Linked DNA regions of Mus musculus: all the other regions are linked to region 3. Evidence: chromatin loops called from intact Hi-C (ENCODE). Cell type or tissue: heart. All regions are shown on one strand. Region 1 holds the start of Ipp (IAP promoted placental gene). Region 2 overlaps Pomgnt1 (protein O-linked mannose beta 1,2-N-acetylglucosaminyltransferase). Region 3 holds the start of Tmem69 (transmembrane protein 69). Region 4 holds the start of Nasp (nuclear autoantigenic sperm protein (histone-binding)). Region 5 holds the start of Prdx1 (peroxiredoxin 1).

Region 1 (5,000 bases), 50 kb after region 3:
AAGGTATGAAGAACGGCCAGAAACCCTCCTTAGATAAAGAAAATAAGGTGTAAAGGCAGAAAAGAGTTGTATCACTACAGTTAGGAGGGAGACATCTTAGGCAGGATGAACTTCTAAAAATCAACTGTGACCAGCCCAAATGTCTGGTTAAAATCTTCCCATCTGGGCTGGGCGTGGTGGTGCACGCCTTTAATCCCAGCACTTGGGAGGCAGAGGCAGGTGGATTTCTGAGTTCGAGGCCAGGCTGGTCTACAAAGTGAATTCCAGGACAGCCAGAGCTATACAGAGAAACCCTGTCTCGAAAAACCAAAAAAAAAAAAAAAAAAAAAAAAACCCAAAAATCTTTCCACCTGTATGTTTCCTTTAACATAGAGAGCCTTTGTGGATCTTTGTTTCCACACCTTTTCTTCTTTCTCCTCGAGACTTGTTGGCCACTCTAACCTTACCTACGGTATAGTCTATATCACATTCAACCACATCTATCCAAGCTCATACATGCACACACAGTTACTGAAAAATTGTTCCTTTATGGAAGGAACTAGCGCCTACTGCTACAGCATCAGTCTCTAACATAAATCAGCATTTCGAATGTTTGTGAAATAAATAATGAAAGGCTTGGGGTTCTGTTTTGAGATAATGGTCTTAAACTTGTAATGATCCTTCTGCCTTCCATCACTGCTGGGATTGCAGGCACGTGCCACCATTATCTGCCTCAATTGCTAGCTTCTTCACAAATTTATGCCAATAGTAGTTTTTGGCTTGTTTGTTTGCTTTTGTTTTTTTAAGACATGGTACCACTATACAGCCTTAGCCAGACTGGAACTCACCATGTAGACCAAGTTGCCCTCAAATTCAAGAAGATCTATCTGCCTCTGCCTTCTGAGTGTTGAGATTAAACAACCATGCCTCACTCTCAATTATAATTTTTATGAGAAGAAAATATAATCTCTAAAGCCACAGAGAAGGAAACTACTAAAGTTTCCCCAGCATTAGTATACCAACAGTCTTGGGTTTATTTCATCTATGCCTGGGGTTGCTCCTGCCATATTCTATTCCACAGAAGTTATCAGACTAGGTTGTAGAGAATGGAACCCAGCTACAGAAACTGGGATCTGAGTCTTTGCAGGTTTAACAAAAACAAACATGTCAACAGTCATTTCAGAACGCTTGGGTTCTTCAAGTAGGCATGAAATAGAAGATAACAAAAATCCAACACTTTCATTATTTCTTATTTCCCAAAAAAAAGTTGAAGCTAAGAAACATGGCAACTTGCTATGAGAATCAAAGGGATAAATTCAAGTTACTGAAGAAACCACAAGTCCTTGCAATATAAGATCGACGATGAAGCAGAGGAAATGTAAAATGATTAAGGTTTTGTAATTCAGGCACCAAAGAAAACCAGTAATCAAAATGACAGAACTGTTGTAAGCTGATATTTTTAAAAAATTCAGTATATAGCATTCAGTCAAAATTATCAGTAAAAATGATCTGAAGGTGGGTGTGGTGGTGCAGAGGCAGGCAGATCTCTTAGCTCCAAGCCAGCCAAGACTGCATAGTAAGACCTTGTCATAATAATAATCTGATAATCATGACTATATAGACACTAATTTTGGGAGTTTTAAAGGAAGCCGCTAAAATTTACTTCAGCATGCACACAATGCATCTTACAAACAAGTGGCACATAAATACAATCTATTTCCCTCTATGTGGAAATTCGACCTATAGATGTTATTATACATGGCGTGGCTGTCAGACTTGTTGCTGCTCTGTATTCTCCCTGGCAGCAGATTCTGAACCCTCGCGGTGTGATTCTAGGCTACCTCCATTTCTCTCTTACTCAAGGTATTAAAGCACAGCCACAAGTCAAATGCCTCCTGTTACAACAAACAATTCACTTAATATTCACTTTGACAGTAGAGAGCCAGAATGTTTGTTGTCATCCTTCTCAGTAAATGTTGATGGCATTCCACTGCCAGTGGAGCACCTCATCCTAAACTGTGGCTTGGGAAATGCTTGTTCGTACAAACATGAAAAGTGAAGACCTGGGATTAGTGCATAGGGAGCTAAGAACTATGCTTCCATACAGTTTACTGGCTAACGATGGAGATAATCGGAGGGACTAAAGAGGACCTATGCTTTGATGGCCTGGATTTCCCGCTGAAGAGCATCTGAAAGTTAATTCAGTTAGAGGGCCAGAGCTCCAGCTGAGCATCAAAACAACTGAGACTCTTTGTGCTTGAGTTGGAGGCTGTAACTAGAACTCTGCCTAAACTGGTAGACACTAGAGGAAGAAAACCAACTCTGTGCTACTGACAGCGCGAGCCGGTAAGGAATTTCAGACTGGAGCCGGTAAGGAATTTCAGACTGGAGCCGGCAGAAGTCAGGGACAGGGTCCGGCCTTCGGTTTCCCCAGTGGGTGCTGGGAGAGCAGAGGCCAAGGCGCCGTGAGACTGGGAAGCTCCGGGACGCTAAAAACACACGGACGGTCAGAGCGCCTCCGGAGGCGACAGGACGAAAGCGGAGGAACGGTGCGTTCCAAAGCTCCAATCACTCGCTCTTCCCGGTCTGGAGAGCTGGACATGAGGAAGTTCCCAACCCTGTGAGAAACACAGACCGCACGCAGGCCTCGCTTACCCGCCGCGTCCCTTCCCGCCGGCGCCCTCCGGTGCTCTGCGCGCGCAGGCAGGCAGCGGAGGGGGCGGGGACAGTCTTTGGTGACAGGTGACTGCGAGTGCTGAAGGCGCAGCTTCGGCGCTGATGCGGGAACCTTCTACTGCGCGTGCTCCGCTTCTGGCCCCGCCTCCTCACAGCCACCGGCGTCGCTGGGTAAACCTGGGTAGCCGCTTGCTGGCCGCGGAGGCAGGTTCTTAAAAACCTCTCCCCTGCCTTGGGCTAGTGGACTTCCCTATTCCGCTCCATGCACATCTTCAATTCTTCAAGTGTCCCAGGCCAGGTACTGATCTCAGCGTCGAGGAAAATCACGTGCACCGTGCTTCTCTACCACCTTCCTTAGATCATTTCCTGAACCTCAATTTTGATACACTCCTGCCTACTTTGAAGTCAAGAATCAAAATGCCCACTTCTTTTTCAGTGTAGAGCATCATAATGTGTCCTGGTGCATTAGCAACGTCCAAACTTTTTTATAGTCTCCCCGCCCCACCCCAGGGTTTTCCGTGTAGGCCTAGCTGTCCTACAACTCACTCTGTAGACCAGGCTGGCCTCGAATTTAGAGATACACCTGCCGCTGCTTCCCAATTCTGGGATTAAAGGTGTGCACCACCATGCCCGACTGAGATTTTATTTTTTAAATGTGTGCCTCTAACCATAGGTTTGTATATGTAAAGGCTGTGCCCATGAAGGTCAGAAGATGGTGGTAGTTCCCCCTGATGCTGGAATTACAGGCTGGGAACAGCTCAGGTCCTCCTTGAGGGAAGTGGACTCTTTGCCAGGAGTTGTGGTGCACATCTATCATCCCAGCACTGGGAAGGCAGAGACAGGAGGATTTCTGTTGTGTACCTGGCCAGTCCAGTCTACTTAGTGAATTTCAGGATAGCTGGGGCTATGTAGAGAGACCCTTTCTCAAAAATAACAAGTAGTGTGCTCTCTTAGCCACATCATCTCTCCAACCCTCAAACTTTATGTTCCTGACCCATAGTGTACAAAAATATTTTACATCAAACACATACCATGTATTTGCATATTCAGATGTATAGCTAAGACAAAAATTTCACAAGACTATGCTTACATTTACTCCACATCTTCAATTTCTACTTTACATTTCATTATGAAAAGTGCAAAAAAAAATCTGCAAAAAGTGGCAGAAATTTAGAAAAGAGTAAAAGGAATTACTGGACCCCTGTCTGGTGCAAGGCTCAGCAATCACTGACCAATACTGGAAGGCTAGTTCCATGAAGATTTTCTATTGACTAAGCTATTTTATGGTGGAAGAAAAAAAAGAGAGATGGCTCAAACGATTAAGAGCACTGGCTGCTCTTCTAGAGGAACTGGGTTAGTTCTCAGCAACTACACGGCAGCTCACACCAGTTCCAGAGGATCACACAGCCTCACACAGACATACAAGCAGGCAAAACACCAATGCTCATAAAATAAGAATAAAAATTTAGAGGGCTGCCGAGATGGCTCAGTGGGTCCTGAGTTCAAATCCCAGCAACCACATGGTGACTCACAACCACCTCTAATGAGATCTGACGCCCTCTTCTGGTGTGTCTGAAGACAGCCACAGTGTACTTATGTATAATAATAAATAAATCTTTGGGCTGGAGAGAGCAGGGACTGACCAAGCAGGGTTGACTGGAGTGAGCAGAGGTCCTAAGATTCAATTCCCAACAACCACATGAAGGCTCACAACCATCTGTACAGTTACAGTGTACTTATACACATAAAATAAATAAATCTAAAAATAATTTAGAAGAAAAATACCAAAACATTACATTTTAGTGATACCAAGGCACTTTTGTCTCTTTTAACACATTTATTTAGATATTCCAGGTTCTTAGAAAATACAACATTCCTACAATGCCTGATGAGATTCTAAAATGGTGCAGTTACTATGTAAATTCTCTGGCAGCTCCTCAAAGGGTTAAATATAAAGTTACCATGCAATCTAATAACTGAATCCCTGCAGATATATATCCTAGAGAAATGAAAACAGATGATCATGCAAAAACTTGTTTATAAGAATGGTATAAGTTGATCACCATTATTCATAGCCACCACATGGGAATAGCCTCAATGACTATCAACTGATGAATGAATGAACTAAATGGGAACAAATGTGTGTGCATAAAACAGAGAATGATTTGACAATAAAAGATAAAGTTGTGCTCTATTTACTAGAGAAAAAAATGCCAGAACCAACCTTGAGGGTCAACAGATGAATGAATAATGAAAAATTTCTATATACATAAAATGGAATCTTATTCAGCTCTAAAGAAGAATGCAATTACAAAATTTGCAGGAAATGGATAGATTTAGAGTGT
Region 2 (5,000 bases), 400 kb after region 3:
TCAGGGCTGTGTGGGTGGAGTCACTAGTTGGAGCCCTCCAGGAACTTAGATAAGTACGTCTAAGCTATATGCCCTACTTTGGGGAATCTCAAAATCATTTATTCTTGGCCTATCCATTGCTCTAAAGATCTGTATACTTTGGGGGGTGTATATATTTTATTGGGGGGCAGCAAAGGGGGACACAAGTTCTTCAGCAATTCCAGACTTGTGCCCTAAGGGCAGATGGACACATCGGGTATGTTTCCATCATCTTCATCAGGAACTGGGCAGCTGAAGAGTGTGGCCTGCTTGATCTTGGTGGCACAGTTAATGCAGGGGCTGAGAGCATAATTATAGCACTATGGCCACCGTTGGCACTGGCTCTTTCACCCAAGCATTCTTTTTCCTTTGTTTCTGAAAAAGGGGTCCTCTACCTCCTGAATGCTGGGATTAAAGCTGTGCACCATTACACCTGGCCAAGATCTCACTTCTTTGTTGTTTTTGCTTAGATGGAGGGGTCTCATACAGCCCAGGCTGGCTTTGAACTTTCTTTTTTTTTTCTTTTGGTTTTTCAAGATAGAGTTTCTCTGTGTAGTCCTGGCTGTCCTGGAACTCACTCTGTAGACCAGGCTGGCCTCGAACTCAGAAATCCGCCTGCCTCTGCCTCCCAAGTGCTGGGATTAAAGGCATGCGCCACCACGCCCGGCACAGCTTTGAACTTTCTATGTAGCTGAGAATGACACTGAATTCCTGCCTCGGTCTCCTAAGTGCTGGGTTTAGAGATATGTATCCATCACCATGCCTGGTTTTAGGAGGTATTGTGGATCACACCCGACTTCATGTGTGCTAGGCAAACACACCACTATAATACATTCCTAGTCTTTACCCAGTCCTTAGCTGCCAGATGGGCTCCTGTAACTGGGTGGACCTTGCTTGACACAGTAACAGTCCAACCTGAAGAAACTGAACTGAATGTCTCTGAAAAAAAATCTAAATGTCTTTTTTAAAAAATGCAATACTTTGGTGGCACATGTCTTTAACCGCAGCACCTGGGAGGCAGGAGCAGGCTGATCTCTGAGTCTGAGGCTAGCCCGGTCTACATAGTGAGGTCCAAGATAGCCAAGTCCACTCAGGGAAACCCCGTCTCAGAAAAAAAGCCCCCCCAAAAAACAAAAATTGAATGCCTCTGAACTTCAAGTGGCAGCATCAAGGGAAATGCTGTTGCTGCAGGACAGTGGCTGCCACCAGGCAAAGCCGATTTGACTATCTTCCCTCCTCCCTTCCCTTTGACAGTCCCGCCCCCCATCTGTCTCTATGGGCTTTTCCAGAGCAGCCCACAGCTATCACCCACCCACTTGTTGGGCCCAAAAAAGAACAGACTTGGCCAGAGCCACACAGCTTCTGTGAAGCCTGACCAAGAATCTACTAGGATTCTAGATAGAGAACTAGTTGGCCTTCACCCTTTGCCAGCAAACTGCATCTCCCACACAAACTCTATTCCTCCCACAAGTGCCTGTGTGGAAGCAGGAGGAGGAAGGGGATTTGTTTGTCCAGGGAGGGCTGCCACTTCATCACGGTCTAATTGCTTCTCCTGTGCCTACTTTGCCACCTGAAACACTAGCTCTACTGAACACTGAAGGGGGTCAGGGTGGTGACCAATGTCAAAGCCATATTGCACGATACTACTGCTGAGCTCTAGGCACCAGTAAGGGGCACCAGGACAGCAAAGGTAAAGGGCAGGAATTCCAGTAAGTTCCCGTCCTTGGCAAGAGTTATACCCTTTCTTACAGTCTGATCTACTCAGGTCCTGATCTTAATCTTCAGAGCCTTAAAGGTCATATTCCCCTGCCTTGGGCTATCTGACTCCCAAACGACTATATTGTCTGGTTTTTGGTGATTAACTCAGACTTTCCTAGGCTCCTTTGAGTTACTAGCCTCTGATGAAAACCATGGACCTTTTATGCAGAAAAAACATCCCTATATGGAATTCTGCACACAACCAATTCAGGCCACAGAAAGCCTTGCTCCTGTATCTGCCTGCCCAGTATCTTCTCTCAAAATCATCTCCCACACTGCTGTGGCTGCCACTGTTTCTGATCCAGTCACTTCCTGTCTCCACTATGGTTACGTCCAGAGCATTGCCTCAACCACCCCCATCTGTCCTTTTTGGTTTCTCTTACCTACTCCGTTTCTGGGGACAGGTGCTGGGCTCAGACACAAAGGATGGAACTAGCAGGGTGGTAGAATAGCGAGGAAGGGGTGTGAGATGGCTGCCAAGTAGGCAAGGCATATAAGTCAGCTGGTACCAGGGTGGAACCCTTCTGAAACAAAAGACTTGAAGCTTGAGACTTGGGCATCCCCTGGTGGCCAAATGGCTTCACACAGAAGATAAACTATGGCAGATAAAACAAAAAACCAAAAACCCCAAACACCTCACCATTTATCCAGTAATGGTTTCTCCCTCACCACCACGCCATACTCCCCACAAAACTATTACAAAATACACCCCCAGAGGTTTTCTTCTTTTTTAATCAATGACCATCTTTATCCAGTTTTGGAAATCTGGACAAAGAGAAGGCTAAGAGGAGACCTGGTCCAGTGTCTAAAGGTCTCTGTGTGAGTCTGTCAGCACATGGACCCCATATGGGCCTGTCCATCAGTTGGGCACAACAGTTTTCCTGAGTATGAGCCAGTCCCACCCTCAGGGCAGCATCCTGGTCCAGAGAGGAATAAAGGCCCCGGGTTGGGCCTATTCCCAAGGCCCCCAGGACAGTCAATAAATAGGTTCTGAGCCAGGCCTGGGAGGACAGGGTATGAAAAGAGTGGATCAGCTACCCAGGGATCCCAAAGAGGTCCTGGGAACTCTCCTGCTCTTCTTTGACAAGGAAGTAAATAAATAGACCTTAAACTCAGGAATAGGGGTGTTGGGGCAGGGGATCCTTCCCCTTGGAGTTAGTAATTAAATTCCATGTTAAAAACAAACCAGCCCTACCCCTACCAGCATCTACTAAATCCTACAGGGTAGGGCAACGGGCTAGCCTGTCTGGGGGTACACAGTACCCAGCCCTGCAGAGTCCTGGAGGAGGCTTCACGTTTGTTCAGCAGCCCCTGGGGCTCCTTCTTCCTTTGGGGGTGGCTCCAGGAAAATAGGGGTGACTGATGGTGGCTTCTTCACTCTGAAACATAACAGATGAACGGTACAGAGGAGAGGACATGCTTCAGACCCAGAAGGCCATTTCCTAGGGCAGAACGGGGTGACTCACGAGTAAGGGGAGGCTGGGACCCCCACCACCAAAAAGTGGTTCTTCTTCCGAAATAATCTCCACAGGCCCCGGTGGTTGCCACGAACATCCAGGTCCCAAATATGGAGGCACTAGCAGGGATAGAGTAGGAGAAAGAGATGGTCAAGAAGCCGTGGAGATGATTCTCTGAAGGCCTTGCGGAGCCTCACCCTTCAAGAGGAAGCATTATCTGGAGTACGGATTTGAGCAAGGGCTTAAAAGAGAGGTTCTCTTCTTTGTTTTTTTGAGACAGGGTTTTTCTGTGTAATCATAGGCTATTCTGGAACTCACTCTGTAGACCAAGGCTGGCCCTTGAATCAGAGATCTGCCTGCCTCTGCCTCCCGAGTGCTGCATGAAAGGCCCGCACTATACCTGGCCAGGAAGTGAGATGAGAGAAGTAAGAGTGTAGGAGAAGGTTCTGAGGTTGAAAGCTCTCTAACAAAGACTCTTGCTAGCATAGCAGGGGCAGCGCATGTTGATGCGGGCGCTACTGAGGGAGGTGCAGCCTGAGGCACCTTGGCAAGCTGAGTCCAGGTGGCGAAGTCATCATCTGTCTCCATTCGGATAAACGCCACATAGGTGTGGCCCTCCGTGTCTGGCAGGAAGGAGTCTTCACAAGGGTCCTTGCTGTGGTCCAAAACCTCGGCCTCACTGCATTGGGGTAAAAAAAAGTTAAGGCCGAAACAGGGCCTACTTCCTAGATGGGACACACAGGGCCCTGAACTTGAGTTAATGCTCCGCTGCTACCTTCTTTCAGTTCTTAATGTCTGTACCAGAGCACACTGGTTTTTATTTTCTATAGTGCCCATTAACGGTGTCACCAAGGAAGCTAGATTCCTTACTCCCTGCCAGGCATCCCAATTGCCCTAGGGCATACCTGAGCAGTCTGTGAATTTCCACTTCATAAGCTTCTTTCTTCAGACTGAAGGGGAGGGAGAAACATATCAGGAGAGTCCCTCAGGTCCATGGAAAGGAATGAGCAGGGCAAAGGGTCACACGGGGAAAAGGTACAGCAGGGCTGAGGTAAATTCCCAAGGCCCCAGACAGGAAAGGACTAGCAAGCACTGGCCATCAAGCCTTAGATACCCACCCCCTTAGCCTGCTGCCAGTCTCTACCTGTCTACATTCCTGAGCTGGACACCTGGAACTGTGTTGAACTTGTGCTTCTTGAAGTAGGCCTCCTGAAACAGGAATGAGGACAGAAGGCCAGGACTTCTTGGTGTGGCCCACACTTGCTCACTGACCTACTGAAGATCTACAAGACCCAGGGCCCTCCGAGTTGCTGTCTTTGGCAAGCTCTTACTACCTTTAATTTGGTCTGGTCCCTTGGCTCAAGCTACTGACCCGTAAACTAGTCCTGTTCCCACTGGCTTTCCCCAGATTTGCTACAGAGACTTAGAAGTAAAGAGAGATGGAGGCAGGAGGATTAGAATTTCAAGACCAGTCTCAGGCTGAGCTACAAGAGACCTGAAAACACAAGGGGTAGGGGTGTGTGTATCAGAGGGGGAGGAAGGGAAGACTGAGAAAGAGACACCGGTCCGTTGGATGTAGCCAATTGCAAAGATGGGTTAGAAGGAAGGAAACTGCTGATTCAGGTTCCATGAATGGCGCGAGGAAGCACTTGTCCTTCCTTAGTAGATAAGAAATATGGTAAATATTGGTAAATAAGGATTTTATTAGCTTCTCTTGCTTTTAGGAGGTTCTAAATTAAATATATCCCTTTCAGCTGTACTGTTTCA
Region 3 (5,000 bases):
GAATGCCTTTAATTTCAGCATAGGACAGGCAGAAGAAGCAGGTAGATCTCTGTGAGTTCTGGATCAGCATGAATCTACACCAGTGGCTCTTAACCTGTGGGCTTAAGGGGGTCACATAACAGATGTTTACATTATAATCCCTAAAAGCAGAAAAACTAAAGTTATGAAGTAGAAACAAAATAATTTTATGGTGGGAATTCCTCACCACAACATGGGAAATTATATTAAAAGGGGCTCAGCATTAGAAGGCTGAGAACCACTGTCCTACATAGTAGTACTCTGTCTCAACAAATTTGTGTGTCTCTATGTATACAGAAACACACACAAGTACACTCACAGATTTCTTATCATGTACAAATTATTAAAATGGTTGGAGGAAGAAAAAAAAAAAAAAAGCCTGACAGGGTGGTATACTCCTTTAGATAATTCTAGCATTTGAAGGCAGATGGAACCCAGTTCCAGGCCAGCCTGATCTATAGAGTGAGCTCCAGGTCAGCCAAGGCTACACAGAAAAAAACTCCAAAAAAACTCCAAAAAAAAAAAAAAAAACCAACAACAAACAAACAAAAAAGAATTCTGTTACTTCAAAATAAAGGCTTCCCATTCCGTCTCCCAACTTCACGAATTCTTAAAGCACACTGTCCACAATAAACTGAAAGGTTAGACTAACAAATAAATGCAAGCCATTTTAGAACACTCAGAAGAAAGGTAAAAAAGGTGAATTTAGTACTGTAAAATAATGTCAAGACAGAAAGCAATTCTAATTTTCAAAAAGAACTTTAAATGATTTTCTTCCAAGACCAACAAAATAAATAAGTAAATAAATATTTCCTGGGCTTTTGAAGAGATGGTTTAGCAGTTAAGAGCACTTGTTGCTCTTCCAGAGTACCCAGGTTTGACTCCCAACACTCACATGACACCACCTCACAACTGTCTTTAACCCCAGTTCCAGGGGATCCATTATCTTCTGACCTCAATGGGACCTATATGTACGTTTACACAGGAATACATACAGGCACACTACCCATATACATAAGAAAAAAATTCCTAGAACAAAAATTTTACCGTCTAAATGAATATATAAATGTAATTGAAACCAACTCTATGAAAGGTGGCAGTTTATCCTGGGAATGGATCGTCAAAGATCCACAATTTGCACTCTATCTTATCTTTTAAATAGACAGAAATTTCACTCAATCACACCTTTCCAAAAATTAAAATTTGCTATTGTTTTTTTGCACTTCTGGCAGGGTCTTTTTGTTTTGTTTTGTTTTGTAAGCGAAGCTTGCCTTTAGTTAAAAAAAAAAAGTGGGAGAGAAGGACCTAGCATTACACTTCAGAATATATTTTCACTTGCAAAATTGTTTCTTTATTTTGTAAATGCCCAAATTTCTTGGGTTCTGAGGTGAAAACTACCATAAAAAACATGAGACCTCATGAGTGGAGCAGAAGTGATAAAAGCGCTCTAATCCCAGGACTCAGGGTCTGAGTTCAAGCCCAGCAAGGACTGCAGAGTGAGTTCTAGAATAGGCAGGGCTACACTGACAAACCCATTTTGAAAACAAAAAACATTCGACCACCAACAAACTACAAATCTGTCTACTGGCGTCTAATACTCTTTAGTTTTTGATGAGATTTACAAAAAAAGTGGCTTTATTACTAAACAAAAACCATGAACCACCACTAACTTCTGGTTTTCCGGGTAAGAGTTATCAAAGTTAAACTATTCAACACATTATACATGCCAACCTCAGAGTACAAAAGTGGCAGACAAAACTGATACCACAGCACAATTTCAGAACTATTCACAACTACCAAAAACAAAAAACCGCACCCATTCTTATGTAAACTTTTGCAGTAAACTTCCTGAGCCTCACCTTCGCTTACACCTACCCTCTTCAAAGGTACCAATTGTCAAAAACTCCTAAGAGAAAACGTCCCATAGGGGAAAAAACGACTGAAATGTTATTATATTTAAGCATTTAAACAGGGTTCTTCCTCAGGCTACAGCCATTTTAGATTCAGTATCTTTTGAATTTTATGGGTTGGGAAGATTTAGCATGGAATAAAAACGACTAGTTAAGCCACTTCAACTAATCAAACTTCCACTCCAATGGGACGGAGTTTGGTAGATAACCAGTAAGACAATCTGAAGTTGAAAAGGTCTCCCTACCCCAGAGAACCGCGACTCCGGGCGTGGAAGTTCCCTTTCGCCCAGATAGTCCACATTTGACTTACACGACTTTTTCCTCGTTAAGTTTCTCTTAACTGGAAAACAGAAGCCTTCGGCTCTTATTTTAAAGAAAGGTAAAATAATAATAATAATAATAGTAATGATAATAATGATAATAAAACCCAAGTAAACCAAATCACTCAACCACTATCAAGCCGGAACTCCTGGAGAGGAGCCGGAGCCGCAGGTGAGCGTTTCCGACCGGGAACTGAAGTTGAAGTCGGAGAGCTCTGGAACCGCCGCGGCGACGCTAGTGTGCAAGACTCCTCCCGTTGGCGGGGGGGAGGGGGACGTTCCAACTCGGCGACTCCCAGGTCCCTCGTCCACCCCGGCGGACCCACACCCAACCACCTGTGCAAGACCTTCTTCTAACTAGTTTTCCTAGACGGCCAGTTAGGTGCCGGCGGAGCCCGTGCCGGGACCACTCCAGGTCTCCTTCTGCTCGGTGTCCAGGACCCATACTCACCCGGCAGCGGCGGGGCTACGGTCAAGGACGACTCGCGGCGTCTGAGGACGCGTCCTCAGCTTCTCCGACCAGCAGAGGTGACTAGCCCACAACCATAACAAAGCTCTTCCCAAAATGGCTGCCCGGCCCACAAGGCCCAGGAGGGGGCAGAGCGGGTGGAGGAGGAGCGACGGCCGGCTGGGCCCTCCCTCTGCCGCTTCGGCCCGCCTCCTTCACGCCCACTAGCACCGGCGCACGCGCAGGCGTGAGCTCCAGCTTTCGTGACCCCGCCCGGGCGCCCGCGGCTCGCTCTGGAAACGTTGGGCTGCTCCTGCAGCGGTTACTTCCCGCCCCGCCCCCGGCGCCCTTCGGCGCGACGCCGGTCGGTCCACTCTCCCTTCCGCAAAGCCTTCGCCTCTCCTTGTGCCGCTCTTGGGGCGAGGACCAGCCGAATTCAGCACGCCCCTTTAAAGCTCCCAGCCGGGTCCTCCGGCCTGGGAGCACGTGAATATGGGAGGATATATTTGTACCAGTTCTTCCCCCACCCATTCTTTCTTCACCTTCTCACACCTCGATTGTGAACCAGATGCTTCGCCAACTACTAGAATTGTCAAACAAGTAGCGGAAGAGTGTGTTTTCCGAGCCCTGTACACCTTTGCCCCTCCATTCACAGGCGCGCGCCGTGGAAACTACAGTCCTAGGCAAGCCATAGACACACACATACTCCCGCCCCTCCGGACTAGAGCATGCGCGGCGGTGTGGGCGCACTACCTGCCGGGAGTTGTAGTTCATGGGCATTGCAGGCGTCACGGAGCCGCCAGAATGGAGGGTTGAAATCTGCTCCAGCCCAGTCTTTGCTAATAAACCCCCAAAAGAGTCTATAAGCACTCTCTTGGCTATTGCACGACAGGAAGGGACCGTACAACCTTGCCAGAGAAGGTAATAAAACTGGCGGACAGCGTCTCACTAAAAACGAATGTTTCAGGAAGTTAGTTTTACTGCTTAGAATGGAGGAAGTAGTCAAAAAGGAGTCCCTACGTAAATGAACTCTCCTTTTTGTCTTCAGCTTTTTACACAAGGAGCCAAGAACGCTCGAAGTACTTGGTAGCTGTTCCTTTTGGTCGACAGATGGCAGGTTGGGGGTGGGAGAGGAGACTTAGAATAAATCACACAGAGGATAAATTCAACAATGTTACTTCCTGGATGACCTTCAAGCTCAATGCCCCTAACGCCACACTTTGATTCATAGAATTCTGAATGTTGGGCCCCAGTCTTCTGTATTCCTCAATGTAATTTCTAGGTAATAGAGAATAAGGTAAAAACAAAATCAACACCTCTTTCTCGCCCAGTGGTAGTAATAAAGGACTCAAATGCGGAGGAAGATGTGTCCAGTCGACTCAACAACGTTGTTTTGCAAGTTAAGCGTTCCAGGCAATCCTGCCTTTAAAAAAATAAAATAATTCCGTAGGCCAAATCAGCCAACTCCAAGTCTCCTCCTAGCTTCTTCCACTACTGTTACTGGGGGTTATTTCAGAAATTGTACTCTACTTCCTGAATATGTGTGTGTGTGTGTTAAACTGGTTAGAGATCCCATAACAGAGACTTGTAAGGTATCTGAAAGCTGACTTCAATTAGAATATTTTAGACTAGCCCTCAGCTCTGTGGTTAAAGGCACTTACTGCTCTTACAGAGAACCTCAGATCAGCTCCCAGCACCTATACTGTGGGGAATCCAAGCCTCTCGCCTGAGTGGGCACATGCATGAACATCCACATTAAAAATAATGTAAAATAACTGAGGGAGGGAAGCATTCAAAAACGGAAAGAGAAGAGTCGGAACTTGCTACCGTTAATTCCCATCCGGACCCATTTTCCTGCACTCAGGAAGTGGGGGGGCTGTGTGATTCCAGTTGCCGGAAGTGTTGTTTCGGTGTTTCTGGTTGAATTTGTTCAACTTTTGCGCCGTGTGATGGTGGCAAGTACGTTTCAGGGTTGTCAAGGGTACACTTTGGGAAGGAGGTGGTGGTGGGGTCACTAAGGATTGGTATTGGTATATAGATGTATAGTTACCCCACGCGTCTTAAGGACCTTTTGTGTCTAAATTCCGCTCGTGTCGCTAAAATGTCAGCTAGGAGCTTCCAGTTTGTGGTAGTTGCGTTGGCGAAATGAAAACATTTGGTCATTTTTTTTTTTCGTGGAATGAGCGAGTTGGCCACGGCTTTTAGTTTTTTAATCTCCACATCAGCTTCTGTCTCAGGGCTTCAGCCTGATTATAATCCTCCAAAATTAGAAAACACGTGCTCCACTGGTTACTGAATTCCAAA
Region 4 (5,000 bases), 70 kb before region 3:
AAATGTTGTTGGGTTTTTTTTTTTTTTTTTTTTTGGACAGCATTTCTCTGTGTAGCCCTAGCTGTCCTGGGAACTTGCTCTTTTTTATTTATTTATTTATTTATTTATTTATTAATTAATTATATGTAAGTACACTGTAGCTGTCTTCAAACACTCCAGAAGAGGGAGTCAGATCTCCTTACGGATGGTTGTGAGCCACCATGTGGTTGCTGGGATTTGAACTCCGGACCTTCGGAGGAGCAGTCGGGTGCTCTTAGCCACTGAGCCATCTCACCAGCCCCCAGGAACTTGCTCTTTAGACTAGGCTGGCCTTGAACTCAATGATCCTCCTGTCTCCCAAATACTAGGACTAAAGGCATGTGCCACCACTGCCCTGCCTTAATTTTTTGTTAAATTCGTGACTCAAATATCTCATCCTATTTAACATTAACAAACAAACAAATCTCAAAGGAAAATTAAAGATCTGGCAGTTAACTAAAACATGTAACACCAGTTGCTGGAAAGGTGGGTCATCAGTTAAGAACACTTGTAACTTCCGAAGGACTGGAGTTTGGTTCCTAGCACTTATATCTAAAGGTTCACAACTACCTGTAATCCCAGCTCTAGGGGAATCAATTTCTCTTACCTCTATTTCAACTCACAATCACAAATCTATATTTGTATACATAATTTAAAAGATCAAAGTTTGTGGGTTTTTTTTTGTTGTTGTTGTTTTGTTTTGTTTTTCTGAGACAGGGGTTTCTCTGTGTGGCCCTGGCTGTCCTGGAACTCACTCTGTAGACCAGGCTGGCTTCGAACTCCCAAGTGCTGGGACTAAAGGCATGTGCCACCACTGCCGGACAAAATTTTTTTTTTTTTTTGGAAACAAGATCTCACTATGAAGCCTTGGCTGTGTTGGAATTCCTTACATAGATTAGGTTGCCTCAACAGCTTCTGCCTTTGGAGTGCTGAAACAGGTGTGCTGTCTTAGAACTAGCTCTGTAAAACATTCTGGGTTCAAATCCAGGGAGACCAGTCTGCCTCCTGAGTGCTGAGATTAAAGGTGTGTGCTAGGACTGGAGAGATGGCTCACCGGTTAAAGAGCACTGGCTATTCTTGGAGAGGAACAAACTATCTGTAGTTCTTGTTCCAAGGGTTCAGACACCCTTACACAGACATACATGCAGACAAGATACCAATGTACATGAAATACAACTAAATAAATTATAAAGGTGTGTGCCATCATACCCAAGTTATTTTTTTTTTAAGATTTATTTATTTATTATATGTAAGTACACTGTAGCTGTCTTCAGACACTCCAGAAGAGGGCGTCAGATCTTGTTACAGATGGTTGTGAGCCACCATGTGGTTGCTGGGATTTGAACTTCAGACCTTTGGAAGAGCAGTCGGGTGCTCTTACCCACTGAGCCATCTCACCAGCCCCCCCCAAGTTATTTTTTAAAGGAACCCACTTATTTCTATTTATCCATTTTTAGTTCTTTTTTTTTTTTTTCATTTTGTGTGAATAAATGCTTTACCTACATCCATGTCTGTGCACCATATGCATGCCTGGAGCTTAACGAAGTGGTGAGGCGCCTTGTGGGTGCTGGGAATTGAAACAGGATCCTTTGCAAGAATAACAAGTGCTCCTAACCTCCTAGCGAATTTTCCAGCCACATTTACTTTTATTTAATGTGTATGAGTGTATCTGCATACATAAATGTGTACCATGTGTGTGCCTAGTGGCTCTGGTGGTCACAGGAAGGCATTGATTGAATGCCCTTGAACTGGAGTTACAAAAGGTTGTAAAAGAAGGCGTGTGTGGTGCTGCTCACCTGTAATCCCAGCCCTCGCAATCACAGGCAGGCAGATGTCTGTGGGTTAGAGATCAGTGGGTCTAAATAGCAAGTTTCAGGCTAGCCAGGGATAGACTGTAAGTCCCTACCTAATATATATGAAAGAAAAAAAAAGAGAGACAGCTAAAATATTTAAAGTGTTTTAAGTACAGGATTTAACTTAACAACTTGGACGTGGGTAAAGTAAGATGATGGCAGCAACGGATTGGATCAGTCAAAGGCGGTGGATCTAAACACCCGCATCCCTTTGCCCCTCTAAGAGTTTTGAATCAAGCGCGATAGTTTTATCTGTAGCCAATCCTAGAGCAGCATCTTGTTTCGTCAGTAGTTGCTGAGGCCCAGAGCCACGCGTCTGTCTGGTCAGTTCTAGCCGTTGCTGCTGTACTCGTGCTCAGCTCTTGCGTTTCCATCCGTTAAGACTGAGAGGACATAGGGAATACCTGTCACCTTCTCGGGTATCCCCGTCAGAAAGACACCTTCGGGACTACTTTTTCCACAGTCGCAGAGACTCACTGGCTCCACTTAATTGTGGAATCTCTAGGCTGGCTCCCATTCAGAAGTTGTAGTACTGAGATTTTGCTTCTATCACGACTAGCCACAGAAGCAGGAAATTGTTTGATTTTTGTTTTCTTTTTCCTTTCTATCTTACTTTCTTTTTCTTTTTTTCTTTTTTTAAGGAAAAACGGGCTAGGGCGGGAAGATACCCAAACGGGAAGGGATACAGGGCTGTGTCCTTGTGACAGAAAGGTGTTGAGTCCTAGTCCTTTAAATCCGAGGGGGGAGGATCCGGAAGTGGATGGGCGGGACAAGGGACCTGGTATATAAGAGGGCCTCAACCGCGCGGGGTCTCCAATCTGCCATTTTCTCTACCTGAGTGAGTCTCTGCTGTCCGGAATTCTCTGGTTTTCTTCGCAGGCAGTGTTCTGCCCACTGGCCCACCACCTCAGGGGAACGATGGCCACAGAGTCTACAGCCGCTGCTGCCATCGCCGCGGAGCTGGTTTCCGCTGACAAGTAAGCGGGACTGTGGCGAGCTTGAGGCCAGTCCTCAGGGAGAGTCCGGGGACTTGGCTTCCCGGGCGGGACGGGCTGGTGGGTGGGACAGCTGCCTTCCCCGGAACAACGGCGGCCGTGCGGAGAGGGTTGCTCTGTGGAGAAGCCCTACTTGCGAAGAGCTGGCGCGCCAGCGGTAACGGCGGGTGGCTGGCGCCCCCTGCCCGGCTTTTCACGGCCGCCATCTTGCCGGGGGCAGCGGTGGCTGGCTCCATCGCCGGCCCCTTTTTTCCACCCCTTGCCCGAGGTTGCCGGTAGGTAGGCGGGGCCCGGCTCCAGTCGGTCCTTGAGCCCCTCCTGATCGCGCACTCCTAGGGTGCGTCTCTGTAGAGAGTCTGTAGACGTACCGAGAAATTGGCCAACAGATTTGGCGCCAAAAAAAAAAAAAAAAAAAAAAAACCCACACGAGGATGGAGGCTTGGAACAGGGGACGCGGGTGGGTGGGGCCTCTCAGAGGGCGGGGCTTTGCACGCTGATCGTCGTAGTTTTGGCTCTTAGGAGTGGGCGGGGCCTGTAGGAGGCGGGAAAACTCCATTGTTTGGAGTGGATGCTGCTTTTGCCGGGTCGGTGGGGCGCAATGAATTTTATTATATACTCACTACCAGGTTTACAGTAATCTTGAGGGTGGCTACGGGACTGAAGCTTTGTAACTCTTAACCTTTGCGGAGAAGTGTCTTGATTCGTTAGGTTTTCGGTATGTGGGACGGGGATTTTGTTGCTTCAAGGGACACTTTACTTGCGTAGTGTCTTCGGTAAAGGCTGTATGTAGCTATCAGTCTAGTGTTTACTTGCTAGATGAGTTTGCTAAGCGAAAGGACCCCAAAGGAGGAATGCTTGATTTGAGAGCTTTAAAGTGCTAATCTAACTTGATCTCTCCCATATGCACAGAAGCATTCATCAGTTCGAGGAAAGAAGTTATTTTCCATACAGGTTCGATTTTCCAGTTTACCTTGCCTTTTTTAGGTCCTGGATTCTATTTTTTTCTGTCCCTTGAGCATTTTTTTTTTTTTTAACCAAGTTTTGCCTTGGGTAAAAGTAAAGGTGTCTGTGAGATATTTGATTGGTTTTTCTATAGGTTTATGTTTTAGATGACGTTTCACTCCGTACAGTTTACCCTATCACCTTTTGGTTCCTTTCCTAGTGGGTTCTTGAAAATCAGTGGGTCTCTAACCACTCAACCATTTGGGAAAGTGCAGTTTTACCCTCAGATTCCACTTTCCTAGGTCCTCTTCATTGATATTTTTAGGGCCAGAGTAGATTAAGTTTAGGAATTCGGTAGAAACTCCATTTCTGGTGCTTTCTGAACAGCTGCTTGTATTACGTTGGGGATCCCTTTCCTTCCAGTACTTTACAGTTTGGGAATGCCTAGCATCTCCTCAGATTTCCAAACTGTGTTTTTTGTTTTTCTGTGTAGTCCTGGCTGCCTTGGCCTCCCAAGTGCTGGGATTAAAGGAGTATACCACAACCTTCAGCCTTTTTTTGTTTTTGTTTTTGTTTTTTTTTAGAGACAGGGTTTCTCTGTGTAGCCCTGGCTGTCCTAGAACTCATTGTGTGGACCATGCTGGCCTCAAACTCAGAAATCCTCCTGCCTCTGCCTCCCAAGTGCTGGGATTAAAGGTGTGCCCCACCTCTGCCTGGCCAGCTGCTCTAAGATTTATTTATTTTATGTCTGAAAGTACATAAGCTATCTGTAAGCTATATGTACAATATAGCTATACAGATGGTTGTGAGCCTTCACATGGTTGTTGGGAATTGAATTTTTAGGATTTCTGCTCGCTCTGGTCAACTCCACTCCCTCAGCCCCTGCTTGCTCTGGCCCAAAGATTTATTATTATACATAGACACTGTAGCTGACTTCAGACCATCAGAAGAGGGAGATAGATCTCATTACAGATGGTTGTGAGCCACCACATGGTTACTGGGATTTGAACTCAGGACCTTCAGAAGAGCAGTCAGTGCTCTTACCCACTGAGCCAGCTTGCCAGTTCCCAGCTTTTTTTTTTTTTTTTTAAATTACTGTATAAACAAACTTTACAGAGATTTTCATGTATTCATTTGTGTTCAGTTACACTTTGGCTGTTGGTGAAGTAATTACCAGCTTCCTTCCTGAATG
Region 5 (5,000 bases), 130 kb before region 3:
CCAGGCTGGCCTCGAATTGTTTTGCTTTTTTCTTTTTCTTTTTTCCAGACAGGGTCCCACCATGCAGCTTTAGCTGACCCGAAATCCACCTGCTACACCACTCCATTCACTACACCTAGCTAGGAGCTAAATTTTTTAAAAGGAGAGAAGGTAAACCATCAACAGAACCTACCAAGTATCTGCATGAAACTATGGTAAAAACAAAAGGTAATTGGAGTGTCAAGTCTTCCCTTTGAGCAAAAGCAAAGCCACAGCTCCAAAGACTTGATTTGTAAGACCAAATGTAGTTTTTTTAAAAAAAATGAGCTGAAGGTGACTGAAAAGTTGGCTTGGCAATTAATCATAATGGCTGCTCTTTTAGAGGACCCAGTAGAAATATGGAGGCTCAAAAACATCTACATTCCAGTCCCAGGGGATCCAATGCCCTCCTCATGTACCATATGTACATGATGCTCAGACACACATTCAGGAAAAGAAAAAAACCCACCATACACATAAGATTAAAAAATGTTTTAACACCAAGCGTGGTGGCACATGCCTTTAATCCCAGCACTCGGGACGCAGAGGCAGGCAGATTTCTGAGTTCGAGGCCAGCCTGGTCTACAAAGTGAGTTCCAGGACAGCCAGAGCTATACAGAGAAACCCTGTCTCAAAAAACAAAACAAAAAAAAGAGGAAGGGAAAAGCAAAGGCAGGTTGTATCTATCTCTAGGAGTTAGATACAACCATGGTCTACATATTTAGAAAGCCAAGGGAATAGATAGTAAGACAGCTCAAATAAACAAATGATGAGAGCGAGCAAGAACTGACCAAAACAAAGGGGGACAAGATTGTGCAAGCTTTAATCTTAGCACTAGGGAGGTAGAGGCAGGAGGATGTCTTTGAGTTCAAGGCCAGCCTGATCTACATAGTGAGCTTCAGGACAGCCAGAACTACATAAAGATCCTATCTTAAAGAAAACTTTTTTAATTACAGTGAAAAAAGAAAAGGGAAAGGGCTAGAGAGATGGCTCAGCCCTTAAGAGCACCGACTGCTCTTCCAAAGGTCCAGAGTTCAAATCCCAGCAAGCAACTACATCCGTAACGAGATCTGACTCCCTCTTCTGGAGTGTCTGAAGACAGCTACAGTGTACTTATATATAATAAATAAATAAAACTTAAAAAAAAAAAAAAAAGAATTCCCCCAATAAATAAATGCCACTAAAAAAGGTAATCAGATAAATGTTAAGGTATAATAAAGCATACTTTCTCTAGAAATGACTCATACCTAGGATATCTACCCTTGTTATCACTGTCCTAACCTTGACTTCACTTCAACCTAAAGACATGTGAAGTGGCCTCTTTAATCTTACCTTTGTATTCACTTAGGCTGATATCTTTGAATTGTCCATCTGGCATAACAGCTGTAGCTTTGAAGTTGGGAGCAGGATACCCAATTTTTGCATTTCCTGAAGACATCTTGCTATCAGCTGGAAAAGACAACAAAAAAAAGTAAACCCTATTCTTCTAAATAAGCAACAGCTTTCACCTACCTAGGAACTTAACTGTAGCTCAATCAGAACACAGGCTCACAGTTAAGGGTCCCAACCCAAAGCTCCAACTCCAGGGTAAAATTGAGACTGAAAAATCAGCCTTTGTTTTCACTTGCTAACAGCTCCACAGTGTGTCTAAATAGGTCAGCTCTCCCACCCTTTCTAAGCCAGTTTTTGCAATGGCATTTTATTCTGCATATTCATTAGGGAGAAACGGGAAGGAAATGGAACAGACACAAAAATCCCAAGCACATCAATGCCAGGACACTGGCATTTATTGCTTCAGATCTTTAGGTGTTCTGTTTAAGCTTAAGTTTTCTCTGCATAACTTGTTTGAGGCCAACCTAGATTTAGTAACCGTGTCTTAAAACGTTCTTTAGGTTTAACCCAGGGACAGTGGAGCATCATCCCAGCACTCTGCATGCTGAGGGAGGAGGATACTGAACCGAGGGAACACTTGTCTCAATTTCTGTATGAGGGAGGTTACGCAGGTTAAGGTAATTGCTATCTGATGACCGTAGTTCCATCTCCAGAATGCCCATAAGGATGGAAAGCCGACTTCTACAAGGTTCACACACACAAATGTTTAAAAGAAAAAAACTTGGGATGTGTAATCTCAACACTTGGGAAGTAGAAGCTTAAGATTCAGGAGTTCAAGGCTAGCCAAATTAGAGGCCAACCTATTTCCAAGATACTCTAAGAAAAATACAAAAAGAGTCAATGTACTGCTAAGAAACCGATTTCTGCACTATCGACCCAGGTCAACACCAAGACAAATAAATTGTTAAGATGTACAACATTAGGAGCTTCAGCGATGGCGCAACAATTTAAGAGCCTACACTGCTCCTTTCCGGAAAAGTCCTGGTTCAGATTCCTCCACCCACTTAGGATGGGTTCACAACCACCTGTAACTAGCTCGGGGGGGGGGGGGTGTTTACCACACAGGTAGACATACACATTAAAAAAAAACCCACAATCTAAAAGAAAATTTACGCCTCTCAGTATGAGTGCAAGTTGGAATCCAAGTTCCAAATTTCTTGGTTCATAATACCAATAACCAAAAGAAACGCCAAGAAAAAAAGCATCTTTCATCGCAAACTTTAAAAAACTTTTAACTGTTTTTTTTCAGGGACATGCTGCACCTGCAGCATAGCAACTACCTATCTGGTGTGCCCCCTAACATAAACCATCTTTTAATCAAACTTGCTTTGCAACGTGGCCCAGCATTTCCAAACTCAACCAATCCCGGAAAAGCGACTTCCGGCCGCTGAGAAGTCTCCGTAGGAATCGGACTAGAACGCCGGAGAAGGTCACGCCCCAAGCTCGCTGGAGGTTACGTTCCTACCACTCACGCCATCACCCACTATAGCACATCAGAAAACACAACGACACAGCCCAGTGCGCGCGGTAAGTTCCAGCACAAACTCGTCCCACCAAGCCATCTCCGCCCTCTATCGGTGAGCGGGAGAGGAGGAAACTGAACGTTAGCCTCAGGGTTCCAACAGGTCCGGGAACTAAGCGCCACGTGAAGAATGCGAGTAGAGCTCCAGCACTCGCGGGACCAGGCCTCGCCCTGCCGCTTCAGCCCGTGATCGCCCGGGACGAGCCGGGACCGGCCAGAGGGAGAAGGAACCAGTGATGGGCGCGAGCCGCGTTTCTCAGCGGCGATACCCGCACACTCACCAGGGTCGAGCCACAGGTCTCACAAACAGAAAGAGCCGTGAGAACGCAGGAAGAGGTCGCCCGACAGCGCGCGCGGGGAGCTGCTTTTATAGCCTACAAAGTTCTCGCGAGATTCTCACGGGCCGGGGGTGCGGGAAGAGGGGGACCTGGCTGAGCCCCGCCCCACCCTGGCCGGCCTACGGGGGATGACTCAGCGCTTTCCCTGGATGGGCCTGGAGTGGAGGGGGTCTCCAGGGGGAAACGCTCACACTTTCAGTGATGCTGTTCCCAGAGGTAGAAAAGCACTGCCCTTTGAGTCATTTCCTCGTTTAATCGGGGTACCCGGGTAATCCGTGCCTCTCTTTATTCCCAGGACCACTGTGTGCTGTGCAATCAAGACCCAAACTAGAAGAAGGGTCTGTTTTACTGCTCTTGGAAGGCCACGTCTAAAATTAAACCACGTTCAGGGGAAACTGTGCACCCAAATATTTCTCAGTCGCACCCCAGCCTCACAAACCTATTCTAGGGCTGGAAAAGCTGGCTCAGCCGTTATAAGCCCTGGCTGCACTACCAGAGGACCCAGCCTCAATTTCCAGCACCCACATGGCAGCTCATAACTGTGTAGATCCAGTTCTAGAGGATCCAACACCCTCACACATACATGCAAGCAAAACACCAATGCACAGAAAATGAAAAGAAATAAATCGTTAAGAACAAAAACAAAACTCCTGTTCTAGTCTGGTCCTCATTAACCCTCACCACTGAGGGCAGCCTCCATTGGTCTCTGATTACTGGATACTGCTTTTCTGTTTCACACCCATTTCTTGCATTATTCTTAAATCTTTCTGAATCTCAGCCTGTCACTAAACTGATTTGTGGTTTTAAAAACTGGGGCTCTGTGGTCAATTTCCTGAGTTAAAAGTCACTGTTCCAAGCCAGGCAGTGATGGCACATCTTCTTAGCACTCTAGAGGCAGAGACTAATGGAGCTCTGAGTTCGAGGCCAGCCTGGTCTCAATTCAATGCGAGTTCCAGGAAAGCCAGAGCTACACAGAGAAATCCTGCCTCCAAAAAAAAAAAAAAAAAAAAAGTCAAGAGAGTTAAAGAGGGGTCAGGCTTGATGGCCAGCACTGGGAAGGTAGAGGCAAGAGAACCTCTGTGTTTTTTAGTCCATCCTGGTCTACATAGCAAGTTCCAGGACAGCAAGGACAACATAGAGACCTTGGGGGAGGGGAGGGGAAGCCGGATAGATACAAAGCTCAGAGTTCCCATTTCATATCACATGCTTTGTGTGATTTAGGAACCCAGAGATGGATATAATCCAAACTTTACCCTCTAGAAAGTCATGCTATAAGGATGGGGCAGACATGGAAACACAACAGTTAGAAGATTTTATTAGGCCGTAGAGGTTTAGGCATAATGGTCAAGTCAAGGGACAAATGAAAGCTGGTAACTCTGTTAAAGGGACTAATCAATAAACTCAGGTCAGGGACAGCTTTCCAGGAAGTAATGCTTATCTGAGTCTACAGGCTTATCCTCTCTGCAATTAAGTGGAATTGGTTTTCCTGGTTTGAATAGATAGCCTTGAAAGCAGTTCTGAGCTTTAAGTGAGGGAGATGAAAAAGTTACAACAGAAATGATAGTTCACATCTCTATTACACAGTAAGAACTAAGTACTATGGACCAGGTTTACGGGTGCACGGCTATAATCTTATCACTCGAGAGGCTGAGTCGCCAAGACAATAAAGGAGATACTTGTCTCAAAAACAAAACAGAACAAAACACCTACCACCACATCAAATTTAGGTA

Evidence for each region. Hi-C counts contacts between places; a loop is a spot of excess contacts. Peaks named below come from ENCODE experiments on the same cell type or tissue, not always from the same donor. Only the 100,000 strongest peaks of a DNase experiment are listed, where the experiment ranks them.
Region 1: a loop joins it to region 3, with 2.2 times the contacts of the local background. A loop is called at or near these places in 8 of 42 quality-filtered maps.
Region 2: it touches region 3 in a loop (2.5-fold over the local background); 5 of 42 quality-filtered maps call a loop at or near these places.
Region 4: a loop joins it to region 3, with 4 times the contacts of the local background. A loop is called at or near these places in 3 of 42 quality-filtered maps.
Region 5: a loop joins it to region 3, with 2.8 times the contacts of the local background. A loop is called at or near these places in 3 of 42 quality-filtered maps.

Annotation. Positions count from the first base shown.
Region 1 is chr4:116,505,285-116,510,284 of GRCm38, reverse strand. It overlaps Ipp (IAP promoted placental gene), which reads right to left and starts at 2,736. Exons shown (of 9, transcript NM_008389.3): 1 at 2,635-2,736. In heart, a CTCF peak has its summit at 2,517; a DNase peak (open chromatin) is centred at 2,704; H3K4me3 peaks cover 1,835 bases; H3K27ac peaks cover 1,793 bases.
Region 2 is chr4:116,157,335-116,162,334 of GRCm38, reverse strand. Pomgnt1 (protein O-linked mannose beta 1,2-N-acetylglucosaminyltransferase) reads right to left here. Exons shown (of 22, transcript NM_026651.2): 18 at 4,378-4,442; 19 at 4,139-4,183; 20 at 3,777-3,912; 21 at 3,243-3,352; 22 at 2,491-3,155. The coding sequence ends at 3,068. It overlaps Tspan1 (tetraspanin 1), which reads left to right. Exons shown (of 8, transcript NM_133681.4): 8 at 1-454. Among named protein-coding and RNA genes, the nearest start is that of Tspan1, 7.8 kb to the left of the region's middle. In heart, a CTCF peak has its summit at 2,339 (motif pointing left); a DNase peak (open chromatin) is centred at 1,339.
Region 3 is chr4:116,555,528-116,560,527 of GRCm38, reverse strand. Tmem69 (transmembrane protein 69) reads left to right here and starts at 4,585. Exons shown (of 3, transcript NM_177670.4): 1 at 4,585-4,655. Gpbp1l1 (GC-rich promoter binding protein 1-like 1) reads right to left here and starts at 2,870. Exons shown (of 12, transcript NM_029868.3): 1 at 2,700-2,870. In heart, a CTCF peak has its summit at 2,819 (motif pointing right); DNase peaks (open chromatin) are centred at 2,917, 3,427 and 4,577; H3K4me3 peaks cover 3,781 bases; H3K27ac peaks cover 3,426 bases.
Region 4 is chr4:116,625,180-116,630,179 of GRCm38, reverse strand. Nasp (nuclear autoantigenic sperm protein (histone-binding)) reads left to right here and starts at 2,229. Exons shown (of 16, transcript NM_016777.3): 1 at 2,229-2,290; 2 at 2,751-2,848. The coding sequence starts at 2,790. In heart, a CTCF peak has its summit at 3,068; DNase peaks (open chromatin) are centred at 2,169, 2,669 and 3,219; H3K4me3 peaks cover 3,240 bases; H3K27ac peaks cover 2,708 bases.
Region 5 is chr4:116,683,874-116,688,873 of GRCm38, reverse strand. It overlaps Prdx1 (peroxiredoxin 1), which reads right to left and starts at 3,275. Exons shown (of 6, transcript NM_011034.4): 1 at 3,214-3,275; 2 at 1,351-1,467. The coding sequence starts at 1,456. It overlaps AV051173 (expressed sequence AV051173), which reads left to right and starts at 2,852. Exons shown (of 3, transcript NR_040442.1): 1 at 2,852-2,937; 2 at 3,036-3,229; 3 at 3,566-3,912. In heart, a CTCF peak has its summit at 2,995; a DNase peak (open chromatin) is centred at 3,363; H3K4me3 peaks cover 2,349 bases; H3K27ac peaks cover 2,677 bases.